Linked DNA regions of Mus musculus: regions 2, 3, 4, 5 and 6 are each linked to region 1. A link is a loop called in an ENCODE intact Hi-C map of the cell type or tissue named here. Cell type or tissue: heart. All regions are shown on one strand.

Region 1 (5,000 bases):
GAGGTCTTACAGAAGAATTTCAGGGAGAAAATACCATTGCCTAAATTGGACTGTGGCCAGATGGACAATAGTTACCTTGGTATCTGCCAAGATAACATCAAGATTCACATATTTGAATTACAGAGCTATACATCTTTCAACAGCAGTCTGCAGGGTGCCAGGACTTGAAACTCAAGAAACTATGCTGACATCAGTATACTCTGCTGTAGATTTCATTGCATCAGCTTAAAGCATAGGCAAAGTAGCAACATTTATTAAAGGGAGACAGTCTATACTGCCAGCCTAGAGCACTATGAAATACTCTACACACAGAGGCAAATCAAAGCCAAACCCTCAGCTTGACAGGTGGGATGGACTCTACTAGTGACAGGAGGCGCCGGCACATGGAGCTGCGTCTGAGAACCCAGTACTTACACAGTCAGTCAGGCCTCCAGTCTAACTTCTGGTTTGCATGAAATAAGAAAAGGAATCCCTTTCCAACAATACCTCTGTGATGACTTCTTAAAAATGTCAGTGTCGCAGAGGGGAAGACGATCTAAAGTTCTAAGGTGGCAATGTCCATGTATAATACAAAACTTTGACAGGAGTTTGATTTATATATTCTCTGTATTCTGTTTTACAAAATTGCCACTTTTCTTGGTTGTAAGAATACTGTATTCTGCAGATTCTCAACTTCGAAATTCTTAGCAAATTTATGTTAGGGTCTGCCTAACTGCAGACCTATAAATGACTTCTAGATAGTACTAAAGTTGGAATATGAATAGGAAAGAAATGTGTACATAGCAGAATCTTAACAATTACCAAGCAGGTAAATGGACACACATCACAAAAGGTGACAGCTGACTACAACAGTAAACCTCAGGAGAACAGGATTACTTCATTTTTTTTTCTGGAACATAGGTAGAGAAGGTAGATTTGTACTTTAATTTTCGTTTGGTTAGGTATAAGCATATTTCAATTTACCTGAAAATTGTTCTTTTTTTTTTTCTTGCACCTTTAGGAATCCAATCTGTAGTTATCAGAACGATTGACTTCTTGACTCCAAACGTCCACAGAAGGAACTACATGAGACAATGTCTTGGAGACACATAAAGCATTTTAAATATTTTTAAAATGTCCTTTAAAAGGATATTCACAATCGTAAACACCCAGGACTAACTACTTCAATATACCCTAACCCAGACTTCTAGTTGAAGCTTACATAGAGCTCAGAAAGGGGAGGCAGGACAGAAAGGGAAGAAAAATCAAAGATGAAAGGGAAGGTTTTGCTTTGCGGGTTGGCTCAGGGAAGTCATCTTTTTCTTTGATAGCTGGGGTGGAAACCGGTTTCTTTGGTTCCCAAAATTTGGAGTTTCTAAAGGCCAGGGAGTGAAAGTACTGTACTCGACAGGAACTCGAGGAGGCGTGCACCGTGCCCCACTGTGCAGACCTAGGGACTGCGGGCCTGGCCTCGCCCGGCGGCCGATCCGGCTGCCTCGCCCTACAGGGAACCTCAGAGGGGCGGAGGGAAGGCTGGCCACCGCCCCACCAGCCGGAAAGGAAACCCTCTGCCAGCGGAAGCGGCCCGGGGCCTCCGCTTAGTCTTCTCCCAGCTCCCTCCCTGCGGTTCATCCGGCCTGGCCGGCCCTGCTGTAGGGCGTCAGGGACACTTACCTCACTCGTCAGCTCTGGGAGAGGAGGCACCCCCTGGGGCGCAGGCGGGGTCCGGCTACTCCCACCTCCTGGCCATGACCCTACTAGGAAGTGCAAGCGCAACTTCCGGTGCGAGGGAGTTTTGAAGCCCTAAACTGTAGTTCTAGGTAAGCGATCAGGGGCTCCGTAAAGGGTCTGGCAAGCAAACCGGCAGTTCCCGATCGCGAATTAACTCGCCCAGTGTGGACTGTGTGTGTGCACATCCTCCGTAAGTATACTTACAGGTGCATCCCTTTCCAGACCGCTCTGCTGTTGCCTGGGGTAACGGGGAACCAAAAGCAGGAAAAACGTACGTCAAACGGGTGACAGGAAACGCCTCCTGCCATCATCAATTATGGCTGCCTGGGCTTCAACCGTAACTTCCGACTGGGAGTCGTTTCTCTACCCGGCTGGAGGCTTTTCTCTGTGGCGGAGCTAGCCAGCGGCGCCCAGTGGGCGGGAGACCGCGCACTGCCGCGGAGGAAAGGAAAAGGGCGGGGACAGGGAAGCTGGCGCCAAGGTTTCCCTCTGATTGGGTGACTGCTTTTGCTCTGGCTCCGCCCATCCCTCCTCCCTAGCGAATGCCCAGGCTCGCTCAAGGGGGCTGGGGCGGGGCGATTGGAGCCAGAGTGTGTGGAGGGGCGGGGCGAGTGGGGGAGGGGCGGGGGGGCGGTGGCAGGGGAGCGTCGCTCGGGGAGCGGAGGACGAGGAGGAGGAAGGAGGTGAGCAGGGATGGTGGAGTCCGGGCTCCGGACGGCAGCCTGGGGCGGGAGCGGCACAGGAGCGCCCGTGGGCCGGTTCTCTGCTTTCCTGCCTGTCGGGGGGCCCGGCCGGCCGTCGGTAAGGGGAGGCCCACACGTCCTGACAGGCGCGAGCCGCCGGAGCCGGGGCGAGGCCTGAGGGGTCGGGGCCCTGGGAGGCGCCGCGGCCGCTTTCCGGGGTGCCACGGCCCGGGGCGCCGGAGCCTCGGAGCCGCTGCCCGCGCGGGGCCGGCGGGCGGGACACGGGGAGCGGCAGGCTGCCCCCTGACAGCGCCGGGCCGGGCCTACTGCGGAGCGGGCGGCCGGGACAGCGCCGGGGCGCGGGCGCGGGCCCGGGGCGGCGAGTCAGTCGCGCTCCGGCTGCTCCGGTCTCTCGGCGCCTCCCGGCCGGGACTGCGGGGCTGCCCGGGTCGCGAGGACGCTTGGCGCCGGGCGGGCGGGCGGGCGGGAGGGCGGGCGCGGCCGTAGGGCTGTGGGGTGGGGTCTCTGCGCCTCCACCCCAAAGTCCTCGGCGCTGAGCGGTCTCCTCCTCGCAGACCCTGCGGGACGAGTGGTGGGTTCGGCGTTGGGTGTGTTGCCGAGTGAAAGGAGTTGTGGCCGCAGAGACCGCCCTGCTAAACACGCCTGGTGGCAATCTCCGTGTCGGCTTTGAGGGCTGGAGGAAAAGTAGTGTAACTCCCCGCCCCCAGCTCGGAACGCAGGAGGCTGCAGGGCAAAAAGATTTTCCCCCTAGCCCCTCGGTATCCATTGTTTTGTACCATCCCCTCCCCCATGCCTAGGTAGAAGAATAAGGACTCCAAAGCAGTAATTCGCCCGCCTCTCTCTCTCTCTCCCTCTCCCCTCGCTCCCCCGTCCCTCTCCGCAGAGGTTTGTGTTAACAGTGCAAGTGGGGGGTTTACAAACAGGTGGAATTGCTTGTCTATTTGGGAATCGGAAAGAAGATGCTTTTGGGGTGTGTTTTTTTTTTTTTTTTTTTTTTTTTCATCTCATCTCACCTTTACATTTGGGAGATTCGATTTTCTTCCCATTGGTTTGTATCATTATGAAGGTGATGAAAATAAAAGAGGAAACCCTGTTTTGCGACCTATCCCCACAAGTATTTTTGAGGACTCAAGGGAAGTAAAAAATCAGCTTGCAAATGTGGACTGTGTGGTACATTGGTCTGCAGCAGGATGGTTAATCTGGGAGCTTACACCGGTGTAATCGCGTACACTCTTTGTGGATGTCAGAAGTTCTAGCATCTACCCGGAAGGATTGCCGAATCAAAAACTTAGCTGTTTTTCAGAATCGAATGGTAGACTTGTGCAAGCAAGTGTTTTTGTGTGTAAGTCATCAGCCCTGACAAAGATGTTTGATTTTTAAAGACCTGCGTTTACTAGTACACTCATTCCTTCAGTCACCCCTCCCTGGCATTGCCTTTGTAACTGTTCTTTGCTATGTATTTGAAGAAACTTAGAGGTTTAGCTATTCACAATTTGTAATGTTCACCAACTCTACAAATTAAATTGCAACTATATTTGAATTCTTCAAATGTTTTTATTTTTCATATGAGAGTTAAAGATAAACTACCTAAATGCGTACGTTCGTCAGTCATTCACCACCACGGGTTTAGGCTGCACACTCAAAACTTTCTCAGTGAGAAGTCTTCCAAACTTATTAAGACATAAAGTATTTTTATTTTAGTTTGAGTATGCATTTGCAAAGTAAAAGAGACAGAAATAAAGGGTTTTGTTTAAGGTTTCTACCTTTTAAAGGACTAAATGTAACTTAAAGGTAACATGATATTCCGGGCGTAGTGGCACACCCCTTTAATCCCAGCACTCAGGAGGCAGAGGCAGGCGGATTTCTGAGTTCGAGGCCAGCCTAGTCTACAAAGTGAGTTCCAGGACAGCCAGGGCTATACAGAGAAACCCTGTCTCTAAAAACCAAAAAAAAAAAAAAGTAACATGAAATCACACTCTTGCAATCTCAGTTTGAAGTTAGTCTTGACCTCACTCTAGCCAAGTACATTTATCCCTGATGCTTAAGTTTCTGAAGAAACTATATTTGTCACATTTGGCATTTCCTTTATGATATTCTCAGTGTTTTTCTTTCATTACTCAGAAGTTAGTATGTATTGAAAGATGGTATAAAGAGAGACATTAGTATTTCCAACCTGGATTACATTTTACTTTGTTTTTCTTAGATGTCATAATCAGAAATTAGATCAGAACTGTTTTTGGTAATTGTGGCAAGTATAGATCATAAGTCAGCATGTGAACTTCAAACCAGTCATAAATTTGAGGTACTTTATTTTTAAATAGGAACAGGAAAATTATGATTTTTGATGTGCTTGTAGAAATTCATTTAACATATTATCACATTGGGTTGAGGGTGTAGCTCAGTAGTAGAGTGTTTACATAACATGTACAATTCCCTGGGTTTGATTTTCCTAGTCCTGCGATTGATCAATCAATCAATCAATCAATCAATCGATAGCTGTTCTTTATGTGTCTCAGGACGATGGCTTTCCCTCTTCTAGCTAGTCACTATTCTATTCTATATGAGCTAACCTCAGGGTGGCTGCTG
Region 2 (5,000 bases), 550 kb before region 1:
CCCTGTAATTTCATTTTGATAATTTTCAAAATGAAAATATGGAGAAATTACTTATAGCCTTGCAAAATAGATTTCGAATGGTTTCATGCCTGTGTGCATGTGTATGCACATGTATGTGTGTGCATGTGTCCCAAAAGACCACCAAGGAGCCGACTCCAATGCAGTTGCACTAGGGTCTCTCATTCAAGCTCCAGTTCTGGCTCACTCACTGCAGACCCTGTCACAGTAGGACCAGAGGGTGAAGCAGCCTTAAGCCCTCAGTGGGACAAGGTTTTATAGGAAATGTCGAGCAAGTGAGAGGGGTTACAGCCTGCCAAGCATCTCACTGAATAACTATTGTAAGCTGACAGGTGGGTGCTCTGAAGCAAAACCATGAACAATCACAGAGGGTCTGAAAGTACATCGCAAACAATCAGACTAATCTTGACTGGCTGTTGCTAGGAAGTAGCTAGGGAGTAACTCTGGGGTACGGGCCAAGGACAAGCCGTGGGGTCCTTCCTGGTACTTGGGTGTGGCTTAGGTTCAGCTGTAAGTCAAGCACTCAGGCTCTTTCTGCTTTAAGATGGAGTAGGTTTGCCCCTCCCATGTGTCCCTGTGCACACGTGTTGGCAACGATGGGAGGAGACTGGAGGAAAATGCTGGGCGATTGCTTAGTAAGTACAGACAGAAGGTGAGAGTACAAATACATATGTGGTCCTCAGAAACAGAGGACAGCAGAAGGGTGGGCCAGACCGCAGGGAAGATGTGGGGAAGGCAGTGGGCACTCGGAGCCCTTTGAAGGCTAGGTAGAAAAGTGTGAGTACTTAGTAGAAGGAATTATTTAGGATGGTTTCAGATTTTTTTTTTAGCCTTTATTTTATATGTACAAGTGTTCTGCCTGCAAGTGTCTGCACCACATAAATGCAGTGCTCATGGATGCCGAAAGGGCATAGGACCTTCTGGGACTGGAATTACAGATGGTTGTAGGCCATCTTGTGAGTGCTGGGAATCAAAGCCTGGTACTGCAGGAGAGCAATCGGTACTCCTAACCACCTCCTTAAAATGGTCTTTAAAAGTGGAGTTACTAGTGCTGGAGAAATGGCTTAGTCTGCAGTTAAGAGCACTGGCTGGTATTCCAGAGGACCCAGGTTCAATTCCCAGCAACCACATGGCAGCTCACACCTGTAACTCCAATTTCAGGGGACCTCATACTCTCACACTGACATACATGCAAATAAAACACTAGTGCACATAAAGCCAAATAAAAGAAAAGGAAGTGGATTTACTGTGCTCCTTTGCAGCACAGCTCCTGAGGGAATCCTCTTACCTGGAATGAACTACAATCCAGAAATGGAGGGCACACTTATGATCCAGGTCTTAAGGCTGAAGGATACAGGCTTTTGACCCAGATCTTGAGGAACAGTGACCATGAAAAGCTTAGGCCCAGGCAGGGTGGTACACACCTTTAATCCCAGGAGACAAAGGCAAGCAGCAGAACTAAGCAGCTTCAGCCATGCAGCCCTGTCTTTTGAGTCAAGGGGCTAAGGTCATAAAATGCTGATTCATGGGCCAATCAAAAGGGAACCTGGAGTAAATGATTGGATTGAGATGCAATTCTTAAGAAAGTAGCTTATGTAAAATAAGAGACTGGGCTTTAGTGTGCAAGAGAGAGCTATCTCCAAAGAGAATCAGCTTGCATCCATGGCACACTCCAAGTCATTTCTTCCACAGCTCCCAAACATCCCTTCCTCAGGACCCTCTCTCCCAAGCTGAGGCTGGTCCTCAGTATCTCTGGTCAGGGGGTGGGGGTCACTACCAGAGGGACTGTATTAAAGGGTCACAGCATTAGGAAGGCTGAGATCCACTGTACTAAGCAGTCTCTCGAGATAATAGCAAGACCTTAGCAACGCCTATATTTTCAAAAATCAAAATGAGCTTTACAGTTTCACACATTCAAGACCAGTAGCTCTTTTTTTTTTTTTTTTGGTTTTTCGAGACAGGGTTTCTCTGTGTAGCTTGGCTGTCCTGGAACTCACTCTGTAGACCAGGCTGGCCTCGAACTCAGAAATCCGCCTATCTCTGACTCCCAAGTGCTGGGATTAAAGGCGTGTGCCACCACGCCCGGCTTGACCAGTAGCTCTTAACTTGATGTGGCCATATTTAGACATTTTACTGAAAACAATTACTAGATGCATTAATATTCAAAACTTCCACTAGGTGGCAGTCAGGATCCAGGCTTCATCTGATGCCTGATTTTTTTTTTTTTTTTTTTTTTTTCTTTTTTTAAATGATGGCAAAAGTGTAGAAACTTTGCCAAAGGGAAGTTTGGGGGAAGTTGGAGGAAGGAAAAAATAAATGCGCATACTAACCATGGCTAGTACTAATAAAAAGTGAGTAACCAAATAAATGCAGGATTACACACGTCTACAGTCAGCCCTGACTGCAGTTTATTACAGATTACAGATTGTTGTTGTGATCTTTCAATGTGCTTGATGAATTCTTTCATTAAACCATTGTGGTGGTGTGAGTATGCCTGGCCCAGAGAATGGCACTATTAGAAGGTGTGGCCCTGTTGGAGTAGGTGTGTCACTGTGGGTGTGGGCTTTAAAACCCTCATCCTAGCTGCCTGGAAGGGAGTCCCCTCATAGCAGCCTTCAGATGAAGATATAGAACTCTCAGCTCCGCCTGCACCATGCCTGCCTGGACCCTGCCATGTTCCCACCTTGATGATAATGGACTGAATCTCTGAACCTGTAAGCCGACCCAAACTAAATGTAGTTTCTTTGGTCGTGGTATCTATTCACAGCAGTAAAACCCTAACTAAGACAACCATTAAACCTTCAGACCACCATATATGGTTCACAACTTTGGCTTGTTAAAATATACACAGGACACGTGGCTTACTTTGAGACCCTAATACATTTATTTAATAGATACTTTCATAGTACCAGTCTCATCTTCTGTAACCACTGCTCCTGAGAGGTTCTCTGTGGTCCTGATGGGGTTTTTCACTCAGAGTTCTGTTTCAGGTCATTGGAGAGTGAGCCCTGGAGGGTGAGGGGTGACAGTTGCTCTGGGAGCGCTAAGCAATTCCATAGAAGGACCTCTAGCTCTGGGGTAGCCCTCATCCACTCCTAATCCATCAGCCAGATCAGCCAGTTAATGGACTGCTCCTGTGAAGAGCCAGTGCTCCTGCTGCTAGGAAACTCAAGCCATTTACTCTGAAGACAAATGTGGGCAGTAGACCATAGTCGCCACAGGAAGCAAGACAGCCTCTGATGTAAGTTTTGTCACAGAGGAAACACGTTAGAACCGGTGAAAGCTTGACGTGATGGTTTGAATGCTCTGCCCAGGCAGTGGCACCATTAGAAGGTGTGGCCTTGTTGGAGTAGGTGTATCACTGTGGGTGCAGGCTTTAAGACCCTCATCCTAGCTGCCTGGAAGTCAGTATTCTACTAGCAGCCTTCAGATGAAGATGTAGAACTCTCGGCTACTCCTGAACCATGCCTACCTGGATGCTGCCATGCTCCCACCTTGATGATACTGGACTGAACCTGTAAGTCAGGCCCAATTAAATGTTGTCTTTATAAGAAGAGCTCTTGGTCATGCTGTCTGTTTACAGCAGTAAAGCCCTAAGACACTTGGGCTGGAGGGATGGCCCAGCAGTCAAGTGTCATATCTCTCTTGGAGAGGACCTGAGTTCAGTTCCCTTGTACCCATGTTGGGCAGCTCACAAGCATCTATAATTCCCTGATGTTCTCTTATGGCCTACTCAAGCACCTGCACCTGAGGGCACATGCCCCCACTCATATGAGTAAAGAAACATCTTTAAAAAAAAAAAAGAAGTTGTGAGAGACACCCCCCTTCCATCATGTTTTCCTGGGGTTAAAGTTAAAAAAGAATGCAACCGAGCCAGGAAGCTGTGTGTGTTGTGAGTGCCTGGTGGTCTTTAGGTTGGTTCATAGGAAGCCATGTTCATTTGCCATCTTTCCTCGTGACTTATAAAATAACCAGGGTCAAGTCACTTTCCTTCTGTGTGTCACACATGGTAGAAGAATATGAAAATGTCACATTCCCCTGTACTCTCATCTAATAAGTTGATGTAAATCAACTAACTGCCCTTAGCAGTCTATAAGCAACAGATGCAACAGCTATGGATGGACTTTTGTTGTTTCTGATGTTAGTGATGATCTATTTTTTTCTTTTGTGTATTGTTCTTGGATAGCTCTATTGTTATTTTAAATATTACTATCATGTAATAAATTCTATTTGAAGACATTATAGGCTACAAAATGTAGTAATTTTCTTAAATTAATAAACCCTGATGGTGGGTTTACTACCTGCCTCAATGGTTTATGTTCCCAAATGAAAGGCACACACACACACACACACACACACACGCAGCCTTTTTTTTTTGGTTTTTTTTGAGACAGGGTTTCTCCGTATAGCCCTGGCTGTCCTGGAACTCACTTTGTAGACCAGGCTGGCCTCAAACTCAGAAATCCGCCTGCCTCTGCCTCCCAAGTGCTGGGATTAAAGGCGTGCGTTACCACACCCAGCCTTTATATTTTAATATACTTTAAACAACACAGTAGCTGGGCTACAGCCTAACCTCCACTACCTCCCACTGATAATTCCGAGCTCCTTCACATGGGGGTTACGCCTCTCTGTTCTCCACTCTTCTCAGGCATGGTACACTCCCAGCATAGCTGATCTCCCTTCTCCTTCCTCCTCCTTCCCCCAGGCCCCATGCTGGGGAAGCCTAAAATCCCCTGTCTGTCCTCTGTTGGCTGGTGGCATGTTTATCAGAACCAACTGTAGGCAGGTTTCCAGAAGCTACATGCAAACATCTTAGGGGGGAACATAATTGGCATTAGAATACAAGCAGCTACAATAAAGCATTACAAATAATATATAATATTTTAACACAGTTTTATTATATAGACCAAGCTAGTCTTGAATATTTGGTCCTCGTCTCCCAAGTGCTAGGATTATAGGCATGGGCTACCACATATGACCAC
Region 3 (5,000 bases), 99 kb after region 1:
CTTATAAAGGAAAACGCTTAACTGGGGCTGGCTTGCAGTTCAGAAGTTTAGTCCATTGTTGTCATGGAAGGAAGCATGGCGGCGTGCAGGCAGACTTGGTGCTGGAGAAGTAGTTGAGAGCTCTACATCCAGATCTAAAGAGAGAGTGGCCTACCTTGAGTTTCTGAAACTTCAAAGCCCACCCCCAGTGACACACTTCCTCCAACAAGGCCACACCTAATAGTGTCACTCCCTGTGAACCCTTGGGGGCGGTTTTCATTCAAACCATTGCAGTCTTATACCTATATCCATGGATTAGTTAGCATAGCTGAATCCTGACTTGGGGCTGAAGTATTAGCCGTCTTGGCTGTCTGCTTGTGTGCCTGTTTTGTTGACAGCTCAGTCAGATGGGGAATTCATTTCATCTCACGAACATTTATAGAGGTGTGTGTGTGTGTGTGTGTGTGTGTGTGTTTAAAATGTAAGTACCAAGACCCCACTCTAATACTAGTAAACTGGTATTCTCAAGGAGTCTGACCCAGAAATATTTTGTGACGTTGCAGGTAGAGCCCAGGGCCTCATGAAAACTAGACATCTCTGCCTTGAGAAATGTGATTTGTAAGCATCCCTCTTCAGGGATGCTCAAGGATTAAAAGATGAGCCCAGCATATGTGAGTGGGTAGGCCTGAAGAGCAATTTATTCAAGCTAATACTGATACCCAGGAGAGGAAGGGGTTCTCATCTCTTCATGCTCTATAGCAGAGAGAGAGCATGAAAAATGTTCAGTCTCCCATAGAGTGCTGTAGCAGAAGCCGATCGAGGTACACGTCGTACCTCGTTATGTGCTCTGCTGTATTAGTCACAGTTGGAGGAGAAAGTGGGATAGAGGGGCTCTTCCCAGCACCCTTTCTTCCTCCCAAAAGGATCAAAGTCGTTATGTAACAGGATGACTTGTGACCGCCATGCCTGTATTTCCCGTGTATGGTCCTGCTCAGCCTATGCAGTGGTAATGAGGACTGAAGCCAAGGCTTTGTCCATGCTGGGTAGGCACTCTGCTCTGAGCTACATCTGTCTTTAGTCTCTGGATGGGCCTTTGCCAGTGTCCAGAAGACAGAGCCTCCCAGTTGCTGGGGGGTGGTGGAAAATTTCTTGGGCTTACATTCAAGAAACATGGTCCAATAAATGGCTGGCAATGTATACTTAACCTTGCTGACCTTATATTTCCCCAATTATATAAGCAAAAGCTTAGACAAAGTAATGTATAGCTTATAAACTGCTTAGCACTGTGGCTGACCTATGTTCAGTGCTAAGAAGTGGTATTTTGCTATTTATTTTTTTCCTAATAGCTATAGACCTTCATGGGTAAGTCCAGAGGCAAATCTCCCTCAGGCCATCAATGACAACATCCAATGTATGCTCTGCCTCAGCTCCCGTGAGGTCAGTGGTACCATTCTAAAACTGCATATCTGAGATTCAGGGCTGCAGTTCTCAACTTGAGCTCATTCTTCGTAGCTTTCATTGGCTTTTCAAAAATCTTCACATAATTCAGTCCCTGCTCACCACTTTCAGTCACCTTTGCAAATGAACACACTGGCAATGGCCCTGCTCCTGCCAAGAGGCTCGGAGCAGAGGGTTAAGACAGGGAATAAGAGTCTCAACAGAGAGGGGACAGACAGCCATCTTGGTTTTCTTGAGACTCTGAGGACTTCTTACCATGATGCGTGGGAGCAGAGGCTGTCCACCAGGGAAGGGTTGCAGGGTAAAGGTGCTGAATTCAAATGAGACATCTGAGATGTACTCACTCGCACCATCAAATACTGAGCGAGTAGTCGGGGTTGAGACTGATGGTCAGGGTCATTCATGTAGCCCGCGGTCCTCAGCCAGACCCGAGCCTGCACGTTGATGTCCAGGGAGACATCGGCTCAGATCTGCTCGGACCTTGGACCCTGGCTTGGATGACTGAGTGTGACATTTAGGTGTAGTGATCTCTGAAGTATGACAGATGCTTTCTTAGGTCTCGTGTGTACCCTGTTGACATTCTGTGCTCTCTGGTTCTCCGTGATCTTCCTGCTGCTCGTCTGAAGAAAGAGTTCGGATGGCACAGTGTATCTGGTGCGACAGATACTCCTGCCTGAGTGCTTAGAAACCTTGCCATCTACTGCCAAGCTCCTACCTTTCTCACCAGAGAGAGAACATAGAAAACACCCTTTCTTTCTTGGCTAGCACCCTGCCCTCACCGACAGATGCTGTGCAGATGTGTGTACTTATCTGTGTATTGGGGGTGTAGGAGAAAAGGCCATGTAAGTGGGGATAGAGTCTAATAAGATGTTTTTCTTTCACGTTTAATTGTACAGATGTGTAAGATACTGTATGTTAATTCAATATTACACACAGTATGTAATGACCAAGTCAGGATAGTTAACTTTTCTATTTCCATAATCAGAAACCCCTTTTTGACAAACACATAATAATCCTATACATTTGTGGAGTTCAGTGTAATACTTTAATTCGTGCACACAGTAGGTACTGATTAAAACAGCGTAAGGCTTACATCTACCTATAATGTCATGGCGCTCTTCATAAAGTAGCTGTGCCTCAACTAATGCTTAACGGTTCCCAGTAGTTTAAAGCCAGGCAAGCAGAGAGGAAGATCCAGGACTCTCACATCTGTAGAAGGTTCCGAGCCTTACTCTCATCAGAGGTAGATCTATACAACCTGAAGATTTCTGCATCATGACATAGTGCAGTTTGAAATCTGTCCGTGTCCCCTCCCCCCCCCCCACCCCCGCCGCCCCAGCTTAGTCCAAACTTGCCCCCAAGATAGGAGAAAAATGGAGGAAAGGACTCCAGAGGAGCCTGGAGCCCTTAAGTCGCTTTCCAGCCGTGACGACCAGCGGCCAGCAGGTGTCAGTGCGCTCTCGTTCTGTCATGGCTCAGGGCCTACCCCTCCAGGACCCTTCCCCACCGCCTTTCAAAGGGGCGCAGTGCAGAGTCCAGGCCTTGAGAGTCCCGGCAGCTGCTAGGATAGGAGGCCTTCTCTTCCCTAAGTATGGATAACTCCGGCCTGGTCTGCTCTCGTGGATGCTGGTCCATTCCGCTCCAGTGGTTCCTTAGGAACCCGCACACGCTTACCTCTCCGGGATCCCTTTCATCCCAGTCACCAGAAGCACCTGCGCTTGACCTGGGGCGGGGCTGCTCGCCAGCGACTCTTATGCCACTCTGCATCTCCTAATTCGGGTCCCAGCACCCTGGCACCCTCTTCTGCTAAAACCCAGCTAGATCGGTGTACCGCTGGGCGCCTGCTACTGTCTCCTGGGCCAGCTAGTAGCCGAACGGCCAACTCCCAGCAGGGGCCGCTCCCCACTCCTTAGGCTCTCTCTTATTGCCCCTCGCTCCCTGTACCCGTCTTTCCAAAAGCCGGGTCCCAGAGGCAGCGCTCTCCCGGGTCCGACTCGGGTGCGGGCTCTAGACCTAAGGAGGGGAGGCGCGAGGGGCGGAGGAGGGTCGACTTCCCACGTGGGGGCTGACGCCGGCTGCTCGGCAACGCCGGCTTCATCCTGGGGCTATAAAACCAGTCCAGCGTAGAGCGGCGGAGCAGCCTCGGCTCCCGCTTCCGTGCAGACGCCCAGCAGCCGGCGCACACCGCCCAGCCACCCAGCGCCTCCAGCTCCAAGTCCTGCGGTCCTGCGAAAACTCACGCGGCCCTCCGACCCCCGCCGGGTCTGTGGCGCTCAGCGCCCACCCAGATCGCGGCTAGCAGCCACCCTTGGCTCCGCCGCGGCTCCTGGAGAGCCGGTCGCTCACCTAGCTTGGCCCTGAGGACCGAGGTGGTGGTGGTGGGGGTGCGGCTTCATGCGGCCCCCACACCCTTCACCCCACCGCCGCCGCCCCCGAGCTCTGTGTACAGAGTCCCAGCCCCAGCAGAGCGCACAACTTTGGAAGTCCCGTGGGGCTCCTAGAGGAGGCAGAGTCCGCGCCTTCGCCGGAGGTCCGGCCCAGCCCTCGCCACCCCGCCTGGAGGGTAGCGACGGAGTTGGAAATCTCTTCGAGGGTATAAGAAGACAGACCTAGGACTCCGAGCCCACACCAACACCCCTCCGCTGCCTCTTGGGGTAAGACTTCATGCTTTCGCTCAGCTTAAGAATCAAGGTATAGATGACTAGCTAAATGCATTTGTATAAATTTCTGACATCTTTCCAAATCATCAGGCCACCGATAATTTCTTTTCTCTTTTCTTGAAGAATAAAATCTCTAACCACCAGCTGGCCCTACTCGATCCTGCCGCTTAGAAATAAAACTTGGCTGTGTTTGAGGAGCTGGGAGAGAGAAAGCACCCACCCGGAGCGTCGGAAGGACGAACCGGTGCCAGTTCGCGGGCTCCAGTCCATGGACCACTAGCGGTCCCCAGCTTGGGCCCGAGCTCCCTGCGGCCCTCTTCCTTATGTGAGGCGCGGCGGGACGAACCCCGCACCGGAGGAAGAGGAGGACCCACGGACGCGGGGCCGGAAGGCAGCTGGCAGCAGGCCCACGAGAACCAGCACCCGCGTTCATGTTCCGCCAGGAGCAGCCGCTGGCCGAGGGCAGCTTTGCGCCCATGGGCTCACTGCAGCCGGATGCCGGCAACAGCAGCTGGAACGGGACCGAAGCGCCCGGAGGCGGCACCCGAGCCACCCCTTACTCCCTGCAGGTGACACTGACGCTGGTTTGCCTGGCTGGCCTGCTCATGCTGTTCACAGTATTTGGCAACGTGCTGGTTATTATCGCGGTGTTCACCAGTCGCGCGCTCAAAGCTCCCCAAAACCTCTTCCTGGTGTCCCTGGCCTCAGCGGACATCCTGGTGGCCACGCTGGTCATTCCCTTTTCTTTGGCCAACGAGGTTATGGGTTACTGGTACTTTGGTAAGGTGTGGTGTGAGATCTATTTGGCTCTCGACGTGCTCTTTTGCACGTCGTCCATAGTGCACCTGTGCGCCATCAGCCTTGACCGCTACTGGTCCATCACGCAGGCCATCGAGTACAACC
Region 4 (5,000 bases), 110 kb before region 1:
GTAATTAAAGCATCAGACAGAAGAAAGGCCCCACCCTGTTCTGTACCTAGCCAGTTCCCGTTTTCCCCCAGGGGCTGGAATGAAATTTCTGCACTGAGTTTCCCAGTGCAGCTTGGGCTTCCAGATGAAGTGTTATAAGGTTCTAATTAGGACGAACAACAGTAGTTCCTTGAAGTACCAAGGCCTAGTAACACTCTGCAGAAGGAGACAGTTAAGGTGATGGGAGTTCCGGTTAAAGATGTCATGCAGCACCAGGCATCCAGCAGATGGTCACTGAGTCACACTGTGGGTGAGCAGCTGAGCTGACACCATGAGCATGGAAGGAACAAGTGTGTGAAGAGCTTCACTGGATGGGAGGAGGGATATAAAAACAGGACCAACAAAGGTGACGCTTTGTTGGAAAATGATCACACCATCCTAGGCTCCACCCCTCTCTGCTTTGAGCTGACTTGCTTAACCTCTGTGAACCTTGGTTCTGAGATCAGGTCAGAGTATACATGAGCTCTTTGGCTTAAATTTTTTTTTCCCATGCATTTTCTTTCCAGTCTGACAATCACTATCCTGTGAGGTGTGCAGGATGCATAATCATAGTAATTACAAGAGTACACCATAATATATACCTTTAATTGAGTCCTGCTACTCTGAGGCAAGTAATGTATTAAGCACTTTCCATACATTATCTACTTTAATCTTGACGTCAGTCCTGCCAGACAGGTATTGTAATCTTAATTTTACAGATGAACATACCGAGTCTAGTAGAAGTTCCCCAGCTTGTCCAAGATCATAGTTACTGGATGATCCATGATGAAACCCAAGACTGTTGGCTGGGTGTGGTGGTGCTTGCCTTTAACCCCAGCACTGGAGAGGTAAAGACAGGTAAACTTCTATACATTCAAGACCAGGCTGGCCTTGTTTTTGTGAGTTCCAAGCCAGCCAGGGATACCCAGTGAGACCCTGTCTCAATAACACCAACAACGAAACAAATAAACCAACAAACAAAACACAAACATTGACAACAAACAGCAAACAAACAAACCCGGAGACTACACTGGGTTTGCACCAAATATGGTTATCTTTTTAAATATTGCAGTATTAGGTTTTCCACATGAAAACAAAACAAAAAAGGCAGAGAGAACTCAGGTCGTTTTTTGTTCACAGTCCCCCCAGGCAGGACACTGTAAAGAGTGTGCAGACAGCCTCTCCAAGTTCAGGGTACGTGCAAGTCACCAGGGAGTGTGCAGACAGCCTCTCCAAGTTCAGGGTACGTGCAAGTCACCAGGGAGTGTGCAGACAGACTCTCCAAGTTCAGGGTACGTGCAAGTCACCAGGGAGTGTGCAGACAGCCTCTCCAAGTTCAGGGTACGTGCAAGTCACCAGGGAGTGTGCAGACAGCCTCTCCAAGTTCAGGGTACGTGACAGCCTCTCCAAGTTCAGGGTACGTGCAAGTCACCAGGGAGTGTGCAGACAGCCTCTCCAAGTTCAGGGTACATGCAAGTCACCAGGGAGTGTGCAGACAGCCTCTCCAAGTTCAGGGTACGTGCAAGTCACCAGGGAGTGTGCAGACAGCCTCTCCAAGTTCAGGGTACGTGCAAGTCACCAGGGAGTGTACAGACAGCCTCTCCAAGTTCAGGGTACGTGCAAGTCACCAGGGATCCTGCAGGTCTGGACAAGGCTGTGATTTTTGCATTTCTACCAAGGCTCCAGCAGATGCTGTCCCTCCTGGTCATAAGAGTGCACTTTTAGTGGCAAAGACCTAGAACGTACTGTTTTCTGACCTTTGGTGTGGGTTTTCTGCTCCTCATGTTGTCATAATGTCCCTCTAGGTCGCTGTGACCATCAGCATATTCCAAGTGTGTAGTAATGGGCTTTATATCCCGCACCCTGACATGAATCAGCCCAGACTCTCTCTGCATGTAACAGAGGCTTGTGGTAATCCAGCCTGTTGATGTAGGTGACAGAAAGGGTTCCTTGGCTCCGGTGAATGCAAAGTGAAGGAGCAACCGACTGTGGGGACCCAAATGACATCATCAACATGATGTTCTCTGCTCTCTGCTTTCTGCTGTCTACGGCTTTGTTTTCTCTGTGCTTGGCGGGACAGCCTTTAGCAGACCCGGGCTCTCTCCTCTAGATGGCATGGCAGCCCTCTTCAGCTCTACCTTCAGATTCCAGGTCCCGTCTCCCACAGAAGAGAGAGCCAGACTTTCTCCTGTAGCTCCCACAAAACATCTGGCCATTGTTCTCGTTAGACTACTTCAGCACATGTGCCCATCCCCGAACCGGTTTCTGTGGCCAGCGGAAGGCTGCGGTTTGATTGGTTTGTAGGGTGGGAGAATTAGCTGTACAGAGAGGGTGTTTCCAGGAAGAAACCAAATGAAAAGAGGCCTACAGGCTGGGAAACCCAGCTGTGTCAGAAACAACTGGGCCTGCGTCGACAGAGCCTGGTTTGGATGGATTGCAGACTCATGTAGAAGATTCGAGTTTAGACACTCACCCTGTTTTAGGAGCAGCACGCTGTACTGAGAGAGAAAACTGCCTGGTGTACTAGATGGCTGTTGATTGGCTTCACTGTCCTCATAAAACAGAGGGAGAGATGCAACATCTGAGATTTGCTCCAACATAGATTTTGAAGGTTGAGAAAAGGAGGTCAGAACACATGCCTCAAGATTAGGCAGATTCAGTATGCATTCATTCGTCATTGTTGCATATTCAAATTTTCCTATAATAACAAGGTACCCCAAACTTCGTCATAGTCTGATTTTGTTATTTTTTACCTCCGCTTTTCTGGCATAATGACAGCATTGGGACACCTTCACTCTGGAGGAGAGAAGCTCTTGGTGATCCATTCGCTGGATGCCTCTGTCCCTGACACTGGTTACCCAGTCACCTCTTGCCTGCTGTCTCACAAGGTTACCTTCTTCTTCTTTCCTGGGTTTGAAAGGAGCAACCGGGAAGGCATTAAGTTCCAGAAAAGTAGAATACATCAACCTCTAAGAATCCTTTTACTAAATAAAGCCTTTTTCAACTCACTCTGGGAATTGTACTGAGTTCCGAAAGGTTGCCCGGTATGGGGGCATATTCTTTAGCTTCTGCCCTGCTTCCACTGTTCCAGTATAAGCCACAGACTTGAAGCCTGGCATTGGCCTCCTGCATGACACATGTCTTGCCACATAGATTTGATTGATCCTGGCAGCTCCTTCAGTGTTCCCTGGCTCCATTGTCTGTCATGCGTTAGCTGCAGAAAGCAGCAGCCAACTTCAAAGGGAAGGCAGAAAGACTACTGCAGCTCTGTCTAGGGTGAGCGACACGTTCTGGGCAGGAGCTTTCTTCTCAGCCCTAGCCCAGCCTTGGCCTCATCCCGAGGCTTGTGGAGAGTTGACAAGACATATTCTGGGTAGCCTGGTTACTTGTATGTGACATTGCATAAGCTTATAATTTTCTGCTGAATATAATAAAGACTATCTGCCCGAGGTGTGAAGTACTCTTTGGGGTAGATCACCCAGCCAATGCTGAATCCCTGGGTGTGGGTCCTCGCTTTTTCACGGCTCAGGATCAGAGTCACTGTCTTCTCTTTGTCCTTTCCTTTGTGTCATGATCTGATGGTGACCCCTCCATGGCTTGAACATTTTCTGTCCTTTCCCCGTGTCCCTGCAGGCCGTCCTCCATTCTTAGCTTTACTAGATGCCTCCCCCGTCCCCCAGACCTTAGCAAAACAGCAGTCATGCCTTGCTGAGAGCGCAGAATTGTAGTCTCTGTCCACTTGACCTGGGTTTCTCAGAATAAGATACATGATGCTCTCTGGTGTCTGGATGGCTCTGGAGGTCATTGTAAGTTACATAGAAAGAAGTAAAGAGCAAAAGAACAGTTGATTGAGCTTCTTAGTAAAGTGGTCTAGCAACATTTGGCATGGATGATTGAGAGTTTTTAGGGTTTTTTTGAATATCTGCTTTATTAAGATATAACTCACATGCCTTATTCTCTGGACCCTCAACCCTACCCTGGTGTTCATTATGTTCATGCTCCTTATCTTTTGGATCAACCCTTTTATCTTTCCCGCAGAATGCATCATTTCCCCCTTTGATGGACTGGCATCGAACAAGGCAGGTCATAGCTGATGCTTGCGGTGTTGTCTAATGATCTCTTTGACTTTACCTAGAAACCTGGGAAAAATGTGGCTGCTATCATCCAAGACATCCATTCCCAGAGGGAGAGGGACATGCTCCGGGAAGCTGACAGGTGAGGCTCTGGGTCTTAGGTCAGAGGCCTGGAGGTTAAAACACCTTCTAGCTTCTTGTTCTTCGAGGGGTGTCTTAGTTAGGGTTTCTATTGCTGCAGTGAAACACCATCACTGAAAGCCATTTAGGGAGGAACAGGTTTATTTCACTCACACTTATCTGTAAGAGTTTATCAGCCAAAGTGGCTAGGGCAAGAACTCGTTAACAGGGCAAGAACTCATTAACAGGGCAGGAATTTGGAGGCAGGAAATAATGCAGAGGCCATGGAGGGGTGTTGTTTACTGACTTGGTCCCCATGGCTTGCTCAGTCTGCTTTTTTTTGTAGAGCCCAGGGTCACCAGCCCAGAGGAGGCTCTACCTACAGTTGCCTGGACCCTCCCACATCCATCACAAATTTTAAAAAACAAAACAAAACAAAACAGCTCAACAGGTTTGCTTGCAGGCTGATCTTATGAGGTATTTTTTCCACTAGGGTTCCCTTCTCTGAGATGACTCTAGTCTGTGTCAAGTTGAGCTGAATTTATTCAGCAGGAGAGATTTGAATTGTAACATGTTCTACCCTTAGCCCTGACCCATCAACCCGGCCTTCTAGCCTCTACTTATCCCTGTTCAGATGAGTGGTACCATTGTAGCCCAGAAGAGCTGCTCAGGTTAGACAGGGACATGGGAAATGCTGGGATTTCTCTTGCCTATCCCTCCCTGGTTAGAGAAGACAACAGGGAACAGAGAGTTGATATTGGCTCCTGGAGCAAGTTTACATTTTACTGA
Region 5 (5,000 bases), 1.3 Mb after region 1:
TCTTTGGCTGTCAGACTAAAAACAATGTTTGATCCTGATGTATGGTCTTGTATCTCAACCTGGTGCTATGGACTAAATAAAATGTCTGGAGTAAGTAACCTGTGACCACAGTTTACAGTGTTCGTATGTTATGAGAGAAGACAATCCCAGTGTTCCCCCAAAGGTTTTGAGACTTCATAGACTCCAAGAATCCCACAAACTTTCAATCGTTTGTACTTCAAACACTCCAATACTACAGTAGTCTACAGACGAGAGGTAAAGGAGGTAGCCATCTTGCATGGCTAACATTGGAGGGGTGGGGGTTAGAATCACCTGGGTCGAGCCCTGCCTGCAGGAGTCCACTCTCCTGTGAGTGAAGAGATGTGTTCAGTTTAGTTAACTGGTAGCCCCACACGGGGTTTAGTTACCCTTTCTGCCTTAGGATTCTGTGAGGGATTAAGAGAAAGCACCCTCGGTGTAATGTCTGCTGTGAATTCTAACTTGTACTAAACATGAAACATGTATCCAGAGAAAAGAAAGATACATATTGCCTTAGGCATCCTTGGTTCATACACACAACACTAGATACAGATTTGAGGAAACTGCTCCTAGCCATAAAACCCTGTCCCTTTCTGTCTCTCTCCCCTACTCACTCTCTTCTTCTCCTCTTCCATGTGTATATATATCCAGTGGGGTGTGTGTGTGTGTGTGTGTGTGTGTGTGTGTGTGTGTGTGTGTGTGTGTAAGAATACAGGTGCGCATGCAGATATCTGTGTTTGTATTTTTATTGTGTTTTGTGTGATGTACAAGTCTGGATATCAAATGTTTATGTTATAATATTAAATGAGGCTAGATTTAACAAAGTCTGTTATTGGCATATAATTTAGGCAAGCAGATGGGCTAGGGCCATAAGCAAATGTACATCTTTGATACAAATAATAATAATAATAATATAATAAACAATTACCTTATTCAACCCCATCTCTGGAACCGAATAGAATTTTCTAATGCCCTTTTAATATCACGATATTAGATTATGTGGTTGCTTCATTGTTTTGTTTATAGCTCTACTAGTCCTTAATGTTGCGTTATTGCTTTTTAAAAATGTCTCCTTCCAACTAAACTGCAAGATAAAGATGAAAGAAAGTTCAAATTCTCTTCACTTCCAGTGCGTCAGCTAGCAGAGTAAAAACACATGTTCCTAAAGTCCATAAAATTCTCAGACAAATGGATGGATGGATGGATGGATGGATGGATGGATGGATGGATAGTGGGTGGATGGGTGTGTGTGTATGGATGGATGGGTGGATGGATGATGGATGGATGGATGGATGGATGGATGGATGGATGGATGGATGAGTGGGTAAGTAAATGGATTGGTATATGGATAAATAGATGGTTGAATAGAATGATAGGTAGATGGAGGTTAGGGGGATAGATGGGCGGGTGGGTAGACGGATGGACAGATGGGTGGGTGGACAGACAGATGTATGTATGTCATGGGGCTGGTCTAAGAGCTGCATAAGTTATTATGATTTGTTTTCTTTAATGATGGAACAAAGTATTTAGAACAAGAAGCCATGGTGCTCAACAAGGGAAGAAGGTAGGAATTGAGTTCAACAGGAAGATGGACTCGCCCATTGTCTCCATGCTGGAGGGGGAGAAACTCCCTATGTAAATGCTGTCTTCCCTCCTCCTAGTTGGCCATCTAAGATGGTCATCCCTTAATGCTGAAGACTGGGGGGAAACAGAGCCTCTTGCCAGAACTTTGCCAAGGAGAGGATTGTCTGAAGGTCAGAGAAATCAGTCCTGTATCTCAGGGAAGAAACGAGGGGAACACTCAAGGGTGGTTCTGAAGATGGGCTAATACTGGGAAGTCTTTCCTTGGTTATGAAGAACAGCAAGAATTATATCAAGCATTTTTTTATAAATATTCGCATGAAAGCTCCCCAAGAAAACAAAAGGTAGTTTGTTTCTCAATAGAGTACTCAAAAGTATCTCCACAGAGCATGCCAGCAACAAAGAAAATCTAACTGCTCTCATTGGGTCTTGCCTCTTCATTCTTTGGTGTTGCAACAGAACAAAAAGTCTTGAGAGCTGCATGGTATACGAATATTCTCTGCATTCATTCGCTAGCAACCATATAGGCTGGGGCAAAGAAATAAGTGTCGCAAGAAAGAGTAAGGCATGATGGACTAATGACACTAGTTGTGAGGCTAAAAGCCTCTATGACTGGCCATGCCTGGAAGTGAGTTCCCTACAGCCACCTCTTCCAACTGCACAATAGCTGGGGGGTCTGGGAGCAAAGGTTGGGACAGAATGAGACACCAGTCAGACAGCACCATCTAGTGGCGGGTCATTGATTCATTGACACAGAGCTACAACTGTTCAAAGGAATGTTGGATGCATTCATCGTCATTGTTGTCCCCCCCACCCCCTGCCCCCGAAGGACACCCACAGACATTAGTGGGGCTCTACAAACATCTTGAGAGAACCTCACAATATTTCTGAAACTTTAGCTTCTTCCTCCGTAAACTCAGGGAGTGGGACAGGGAAGCCATCTTTGCCTTTCAGCCAGAAGGTCGTCTGTTCTCCCTTGCCCTGCAGGAAGGGAAGGAGGTGTCTGGTGAGCAAGAGAAGAGCAGCCGACAGGGAAGCCCTGCTGGGTCTGGCTTGCTTGGATAGGCAGCAGGACCCATCTCTTTTAGAGAAGTAAGACTTGAAATATGAAATCCTGGTGAGTTCATGGACCTTCAGCCATGTTCTTCTGTGGAAAGGCCTGCAGAGAGTAAAGTCCATTGCACCCCAACCCCCAGATTCTCAAAGTATAATAAAATCTGAATTTTCAGTGACTTGGGGACTGAGGAAAGCATCTCACACACAGGTGTACATAGAGTCCGTTCAGCATTGCTACCACGCCCATTCTCCATATGCACAGCTAAGTCATCCGGTGAGACCACCAATAGGGATGGGGCACCATCCCAAGAAGGTCTGCAGTGCAGAGGTCCTCTCTCTGCCTGCTGGAGGGCACCGTGCAGCTGCACCAGAGAGTTGATGTCACTCTCTTCTCTCCAGATCCCTTTCCAAGGCTCCTATCTCTGGCAGTCCTGGGGGATGAACCTAGCCCCTCATACTTGCTAGGCAAGCACTCCCCTGCTGAGCTACAGCGCAGCCTTCCCTGTTCCACTCTTTCCTAGGTTTCCACTCCTACCCAGACAGCCAGTGTCTATCAAGGACACAGACTGGGAAGGTGAGAAAGGGTCAACCCAGCCTTACCTTGACTGAAATGGTGCCTCTCTTTTGCAGATGGTACCCCCCTGCTGCTAGAAGAGCTCCTGCGGTGCTCTGGGAAACGTGAATCCGGAGAGCTGCCAGAAATCAGACATTGGCTAGTCGCCATCATCACTGGGGGAGTCGGTGGGCAGGGCTTCTTTAGAGAAGGGACCAACATTACTTCATTCCTTGTTTTCTATAACTTCTCATAAAACAAAGCACGAGGCTGGGTATCCTAATCCCAGCCCATGGGAAGCAGAGGATGATGGAGCTGGAGGTCAAGACCCGTTTTAACTACATCGTGAGTTCCAGGCTAGCCTGAGATTTAGTCAGACCCTTTTCAGATAGGTAGATAGGCAGGTGTGTGTGTGTGTGTGTGTGTGTGTGTGTATGAAGATAGATGATAGATAGATAGATAGATAGATAGATAGATAGATAGATAGATAGACAGACAGACAGATAGACAAATTTAAAGTACAAATTATAGCCAGTGTCTGGGACACATAGGTAGGTTGGGACGTTAAGCTACCCAGGCATTAGTAAATTGGTAAGATACTTATGGATTAGTGGTTGGTTTAGGAACAGAGAACCAGCTCAGACTGCAAGCTGAAGATCCCCATGAACGGAGGCTCACTGGGCTTCTTCCTCTTCCTGGGATGAACTGAAGACGTGTTCCTGAAAATGTTACCATAACCAAAGGTGCAAGTAGAGACAATTCTGAAACCTGCCTAGGCAGCCAGCTTCCTGATCTATTGTAAACTGTAAACCTTTCCTTCACACACACACACACACACACACACACACACACACACACAGGCACGCACGCACACACACATGCACGCGCGCACGCGCGCGCAAGGGCAATAGACCATGCCAGGAAACTTGGTAAGGCTGAGCAGGTTGGAAGCCCTGGAACCTCTCACCAGCGGACCCTTGGCACTCCACTCACTTCTGATCAGGATCACGTGACCACACTCTCTATGACCTATGGTCTCATAGATGAGGACAGAGTTCTCCATGCTGATGAGTTATCTAGAGACCCTGAGGGTTTAGCCAATAAGCTTCCTTTCCAGGACATTCCTTCCTGCAAAAGATATTTAATTTCTGGTCCACCATGAGGAGGTGGTATGCACCCATTTCCACGATGAACAATCAATAAACGGTTTGGACCCAAGGGCTGTCTCTTTCATCAAGAACCGCCTTGGGGAGCATGGGAGAAACCTTCATCATCTACAGAGCTGTGCCATCTAAGTCCCCCACAGAAGCCCCTCTGCATCCCTGGACTTGTCACTGCTTAGCTACGCTGGAGCCCATTCCCCCAGCACCAGCTCCAGGGGCCTCCTCCGTTCCCAACTCCCTGTGACCCAGTGCCTGGATGTCCAGTAGTTTGGGAACCCCCAGCCCAGGGCTCCTCATCACAGGCCCATGGACCTCCTACCCTTCATTCCCAGCCCCTCTGCATGGTTTCCAGCAGCAAATGGACACCCAGTAGTCAGGGAAGCCCATCTTCAGCCTCCCACATCTTAGGCTGCATTTTTCCAACCCCTGAGTAGTCCAGCACCCAACAGCGGGATATAGGGTTAAATACAGTCTAGCATCTCTGTGTATCATCTATGCAGCAGAGTTCCTATACCCTCAGAGGCAAGGCGGACAACAGAAACTCACACACACATACACACAAACATACACACACACACATACACACACACACACACACACACACACACACATGTATATATCAAGCAATA
Region 6 (5,000 bases), 83 kb after region 1:
TTTACCAAAAATCAGGTGTCCATAGGTGTGTGGACTCATATCTGAGTCTTCAGTTCTATGCCACTGATTAATGTATCTATTTGTATTCCAACCCCGTGTGATTTCTGTTACTATAGCTCTGTGGTACAACCTGAAATTGGGACTGGTGAGACCTCTGACTGGTCTTTTGTTGTACAAGATTGTTTTAGCTATTCTGGGTTTTTTGCTTTTCCACGTGAACTTGGAAATTGTCCCTTCAAGGACTGTAAAGAATTGTGTTGGAATTTTGATGGGAATTGCATTGAATCTGTAGATTGCTTTTGCTAGGATGGTCATTTTACTATGTTGATTTCTACTCATTCATGAGCATGGAAGACCTTTCCATCTTCTGATAGCTTCAGTTTCTTTCTTCAGAGAATTGAGGTTTTTTTTCATACAAGACTTTGTGTACTTGGTTAGAGTTACCCTAAGATATTTTATATTATTGGGGGCTATTGTGAAAGGTGTTGTTTCCCTCATTTCTTTCTCAGTCCACTTGTCATTTGTGTACAGGAGGGCTACTAATTTTTGTGAGTTCATCTTGTATTTACCCACGTTGCTGAAAATGTTTATCAGCTATAGAAGTTGCCTAGTGGAATTTTTAGAGTCCGGCATGTATACTATTGTGTCATCTACAAATGAAGATAACTTGACTTCTTTGTTTCCAATTTGTATCCCCTTGATCTCTTCAGATATCTTATTGCTCTGGCTAGAACTTTTAAGTCCTATATTGAATAGGTAGATGAGAGTGGACAACCTTGTCTTGTTTCTCATTTTAGTGCAATTGCTTTGAGTTTTTCTCTATTTAATTTGGTATTGGCTATTGTTTGCTATAAACTCTAAATGGTGTTTAACGATTGTCTCTGAAGATAGTCACAGAAACACCCTGACCAGGTTATCATTATTCCCTAGAGGGCTACTGCTTTGTTTAAAGTGAGTATTGGTTCACTTCTGAATCTTATACTTATTTTGTTTTTACAGAGTCTTTTATCCAGTCTTGTAAAATTGAATAGCTTGACCTTAGCTAGAAATTGCTTCCAGTTATATCCAGTGGGAGGTCCATCTCAGTTTTCCACCATTTATTCCCTCAACATGGAACACAATCGAATCAACAAAATCCCATTTGGAATTTTTTCCAGAGCTAAAGTGTTAAGTAAGCTGAATATGAAGGTAAGCATCTGGTGTGTGGTGTGTGTACATGCTGTGATTCTCATTTATGTTATTCTGTCCTACATAGGAAAAGGAGGTAATGCCTTGTTGATGAAATCTAAAAGATGCTAGAGCATCCTTAATATCTCAGTAGATAACCGATGTCTTCAAACTGAGCATACCCTTAGCAGTTTGTCCTCAAAGAACAATTATGGATGTATGTAGAAATGCAACTGTAAGGATATATATTGTATAACCATAATCCCTCACAAATGCCAATTTATGCCGGAAGTTTAATTTTTTAAAGTAATATATCTAATGGAATAATATGGAACCACCAAAATTGATGCTTTAGACTAAGTGTTAAATATCTTTTGCAGTATTCTCAGTTTGTTAAGTAAAAGATAAAGTATGCAAAAATACCTCCCCACACACATTTAAGCTACCTTAAATATGCTGGCTATTATGCTAAATTCTAAGGTGTTATGTGATTACAATGAGCTGAGCTTTTAAGACTGCATTGCTCTTTGGCTGTCGGAATGCCTGATGAGTTACTCTCAGGTTCTTTGCCTGTCCATATGCACTACTGTGAGCAGCTTTCACATTATTAATGAAATTGACTGTGGAGGGAGAAAAATAAGTGGGAAATTATTAGTCTTGTGATTTAATTTGTAGTGAACTAAATTATAGAAGCTAAGGGAAATGAAACATATCTAATCTTGACTGCATCAAGGTAGGAATCCAGAAAATCTAGGTTTCTTCAGATCCAGGTAGAGTGTTCTGTCATAGTGTACTGCATCCTTTTGTCTTCAAACCATTTACCATAATTGTGACCCTTAGCAGTCTAATCTGTGATTTCTTTGTTTCTATACTTTGTCATGGTAACTCATTGGATGCATATAAGTAAAAGGGTTAAACTCAAGAAAATCTTTAAACCCACATAAAATTTTTTATTCTGTTCATGTGATAACAGGTGCTTAAAAATAAAAGCCTAATTAATTAAAACTTAGGAAGTTCAGGAGGTTTTTGGTGGTGGTGGTGGTGGTTTGTTTTGGTACATTTTGTTCCTGTTTTCTTCTTTTATTTAGATAATAAAAAATGAGACTAAGATGTTCTGTTTAAGTATTTTTTTGCGAAGGGAAACATAAATGGTGTGTTTGTGTCTATCGGTCTACCTGGGATGCTTCTTATTTTTGCCAGGACAATCAGTTAACATCACTTCCTTTGGATTTTGGAACTTGGACCAGTATGGTAGAATTGAATTTAGCGACTAATCAGCTCACAAAGATCCCAGAGGATGTGTCTGGTCTCGTTTCCCTTGAGGTGAGTGTAGAGTATGAGTACTTTTAAATCCCGAGATAGGCCAGAGAAAAAACAACCCTACCATTTGGGCCAAATTTGAAGCAAGCTTTATTAACTATTAAATACTGACTAAGAGATGGGTTTTGGTCAGGACCGCTCCCTGGAATTTCCCAGCGGAGTGTCCCTGAAACACAGCAAACTGTAGAGGTTTTCATGGAGAAAACTCATAAGCCACTGCTCTTCCCATGAAAAAACTACAGCTCCCAACATTCCAGGGAGTTACTGCTCCTTAGGTGCATGGGGCTTACAGGATAATTTTGGGTATTATAACTTAGGATGCCTCAAAACCCTGCAAGCTACCTTATAAGCTTTGTGTTAATGTCAAGGTTGTTTCTATCGGGTAAGGATTATAGTTAGAAAAGGTCATTAGATGCACAGCCCTCTTTAGGAAGTGAAGTGTTTGACTGCGCTGAGCCATCTCCACCTAACAAGCTTCGAGATTTAAGCGCTGCGTCTCTGAAGAGAGAGGTATCTACAATTCAGCACCTTGAAAACATTTCCCCTTAATTCCTTTTAGGAAACATGGCATTGCCAATAATTATGGAGCCTTCAGATTGACATTCAGGACTGTTTATTGCATGGCTTTAACCTAATTCTATCCCTCCCCTGTGTGTTGGTAATGTGCTGTCCACATTTCTAGCTCTCTGTATAATCCTAGAGTCTTGCCTGGAACATTCCATTTTTTTTTCTTTTAAAAGAGCCCTTTTTTCTATAATTAAAGATCCATCTTTAGTCAAGAATGACTGCCACTGTCTTTGATCAGTGAAGTTTTTATCTTTAATAATAGCTTACTAAGATAGTAAATATGGTATTTTAAATTTTTAAAGAACTTTTAATAATTATATTTTACTATATCATAATGTGGTAGTTCTAACCTTACTAATACTGTGACTCTTTAATCTCTCATGGTGACCTCCAACCATAAAATTATTTTCATTGCTGCTTCATAACTATAATTTTGCTACTGTTATGAGTTGTAATATTAAAAATATCTGATACGCGACCCTGTGAAAGGTTGTTTGACCAGGTCATGTCATCTTCCAATTTACCACTCTTTCTCCCATCTCGGTTCCCAGTGTTGCCTCCCATTTTGATGCTGAATGACGCCTTCTCTGCGACAAAGGACTTTAGCTTCCTCAGCTCTTCCCAGCCCTTTAGGGGTTGTAGGAGCATTGAAATGAGATGTCTAAAGAGTAACTCCAGTGGGTTGATCTAGACAGTTGTAAGTCAGCTGCTTGCCTTCCTTAAGTGAATATTTTAAGGAATTTTGAATAATCAGGTTCTCATTAATAATCAGGCCTTATTAATACTTATAATTTTTCGCCGTCAAAATATTTTAATCTTAAGGCACATAGTTTTGTTTTTCTTTTTAACATTTAGTTAAAAGTAAATTATTTCTTGGTTCCATTAGTTTTTAAGTAACTGAATTAAAATCTTTTTGTAGTAACTGTTAGTTTTAAAATGTTATATTAGTTATAACATAGTTAATACTCATTTTTGGAAATTATCATTGCTTAATAAACTTGAATCCACATAATATCATATATAATGTTTTGAGTCACAAAGTGTTGTTAATCATCTCTATTTAGGTTCTGATCTTATCGAACAACCTTCTAAAGAAGCTGCCCCACGGCCTTGGGAACCTCAGAAAGCTACGAGAGCTGGACCTGGAGGAGAACAAGCTGGAGTCCTTGCCCAATGAGATCGCGTATCTCAAGGATCTGCAGGTCAGGCTCGCCAGACCAGGGCCAAATGCAGTTTGTCTTTAGATTTTAATAGAATTCTTGAAATAAAGAGTTGTGTCTTATTGTCCTTATATGAACGTGAACTAGACTATCTGCATTTGTCCTCCTAACAAATAATAAGCAAGTCCTACTCAATGCAGTTTACTTAATTGATTGCATTCATTAGATACATCAATTTAAGTACACATCAGTTGAAGAAAATGCATGTGTAACTTTTTTGTTTTGTTATCTTTTAGAAATTAGTCTTGACAAACAACCAGTTGAGCACGCTTCCCAGAGGCATCGGTCACCTTACCAACCTCACGCACCTTGGTCTTGGAGAGAACCTGCTCACTCACCTTCCTGAGGAAATCGGTAGGAACCTGAGGGTGCGGCACACTGCTGGCTGAGCCCGTGCTGTCAAACAGATAGGTTGGAAAATACACTGCTTTGCAGTTCAGTTAAAGCGAGCTCAGGACTTTTAATGGAGAGCTAGTGGTTTTACTCATGAGTTGTTAAAATTAATACTGTATTTGAGAATGGTTTAGAATGTTGTCCATAGGCTTAATAAATCTCAATTTATAAACAAATGTTTCTTTTTTTCAAAATTATTTTCTGTTCTTCCAAACTTAACAGTTCCATGGGCCTGAGTTAAATTGGCAGTGTCTGTGCTGAGAGGACACTTGTGGTTCCGTTGTCCTTCTCGCTCAGATCTTATTTATAGTAGCAGTGCTGGCACTTGAGGCA

The links. Peaks named below come from ENCODE experiments on the same cell type or tissue, not always from the same donor. Only the 100,000 strongest peaks of a DNase experiment are listed, where the experiment ranks them.
Region 2: it touches region 1 in a loop (5-fold over the local background); 5 of 42 quality-filtered maps call a loop at or near these places.
Region 3: a loop joins it to region 1, with 2.5 times the contacts of the local background. A loop is called at or near these places in 4 of 42 quality-filtered maps.
Region 4: a loop joins it to region 1, with 2.4 times the contacts of the local background. A loop is called at or near these places in 3 of 42 quality-filtered maps.
Region 5: a loop joins it to region 1, with 2.7 times the contacts of the local background. A loop is called at or near these places in 6 of 42 quality-filtered maps.
Region 6: it touches region 1 in a loop (2.5-fold over the local background); 3 of 42 quality-filtered maps call a loop at or near these places.

What each region holds. Positions count from the first base shown.
Region 1 is chr19:53,942,503-53,947,502 of GRCm38, forward strand. It overlaps Bbip1 (BBSome interacting protein 1), which reads right to left and starts at 2,125. Exons shown (of 4, transcript NM_001195338.1): 1 at 1,654-2,125; 2 at 964-1,077. Shoc2 (Shoc2, leucine rich repeat scaffold protein) reads left to right here and starts at 2,374. Exons shown (of 9, transcript NM_019658.6): 1 at 2,374-2,511. In heart, CTCF peaks have their summits at 1,035 and 2,129; DNase peaks (open chromatin) are centred at 1,639, 2,149 and 3,049; H3K4me3 peaks cover 3,614 bases; H3K27ac peaks cover 2,633 bases.
Region 2 is chr19:53,392,595-53,397,594 of GRCm38, forward strand. No RefSeq gene overlaps it. Among named protein-coding and RNA genes, the nearest start is that of Smndc1, 4.5 kb to the left of the region's middle. In heart, a CTCF peak has its summit at 2,189 (motif pointing right); a DNase peak (open chromatin) is centred at 2,087; H3K27ac peaks cover 467 bases.
Region 3 is chr19:54,041,687-54,046,686 of GRCm38, forward strand. Adra2a (adrenergic receptor, alpha 2a) reads left to right here and starts at 3,573. Exons shown (of 1, transcript NM_007417.5): 1 at 3,573-5,000. The coding sequence starts at 4,529. In heart, a CTCF peak has its summit at 2,902 (motif pointing right); DNase peaks (open chromatin) are centred at 3,005 and 3,325; H3K4me3 peaks cover 2,226 bases; H3K27ac peaks cover 734 bases; H3K27me3 peaks cover 1,364 bases.
Region 4 is chr19:53,836,826-53,841,825 of GRCm38, forward strand. It overlaps Rbm20 (RNA binding motif protein 20), which reads left to right. Exons shown (of 14, transcript NM_001170847.1): 8 at 4,154-4,233. Among named protein-coding and RNA genes, the nearest start is that of Gm16299, 14 kb to the left of the region's middle. In heart, a CTCF peak has its summit at 2,118; DNase peaks (open chromatin) are centred at 2,296 and 3,264.
Region 5 is chr19:55,196,209-55,201,208 of GRCm38, forward strand. It overlaps Tectb (tectorin beta), which reads left to right. Exons shown (of 10, transcript NM_009348.4): 10 at 1-105. Gucy2g (guanylate cyclase 2g) reads right to left here. Exons shown (of 21, transcript NM_001081076.3): 20 at 3,256-3,347; 21 at 1,891-2,580. The coding sequence ends at 2,476. Among named protein-coding and RNA genes, the nearest start is that of Mir6715, 6.0 kb to the left of the region's middle. In heart, a CTCF peak has its summit at 2,324 (motif pointing left); no DNase peak of the experiment used is centred here; H3K4me3 peaks cover 407 bases; H3K27ac peaks cover 404 bases; H3K27me3 peaks cover 478 bases.
Region 6 is chr19:54,025,351-54,030,350 of GRCm38, forward strand. It overlaps Shoc2 (Shoc2, leucine rich repeat scaffold protein), which reads left to right. Exons shown (of 9, transcript NM_019658.6): 5 at 1,000-1,188; 6 at 2,368-2,490; 7 at 4,119-4,256; 8 at 4,511-4,628. Among named protein-coding and RNA genes, the nearest start is that of Adra2a, 17 kb to the right of the region's middle. In heart, no CTCF peak of the experiment used is centred here; no DNase peak of the experiment used is centred here.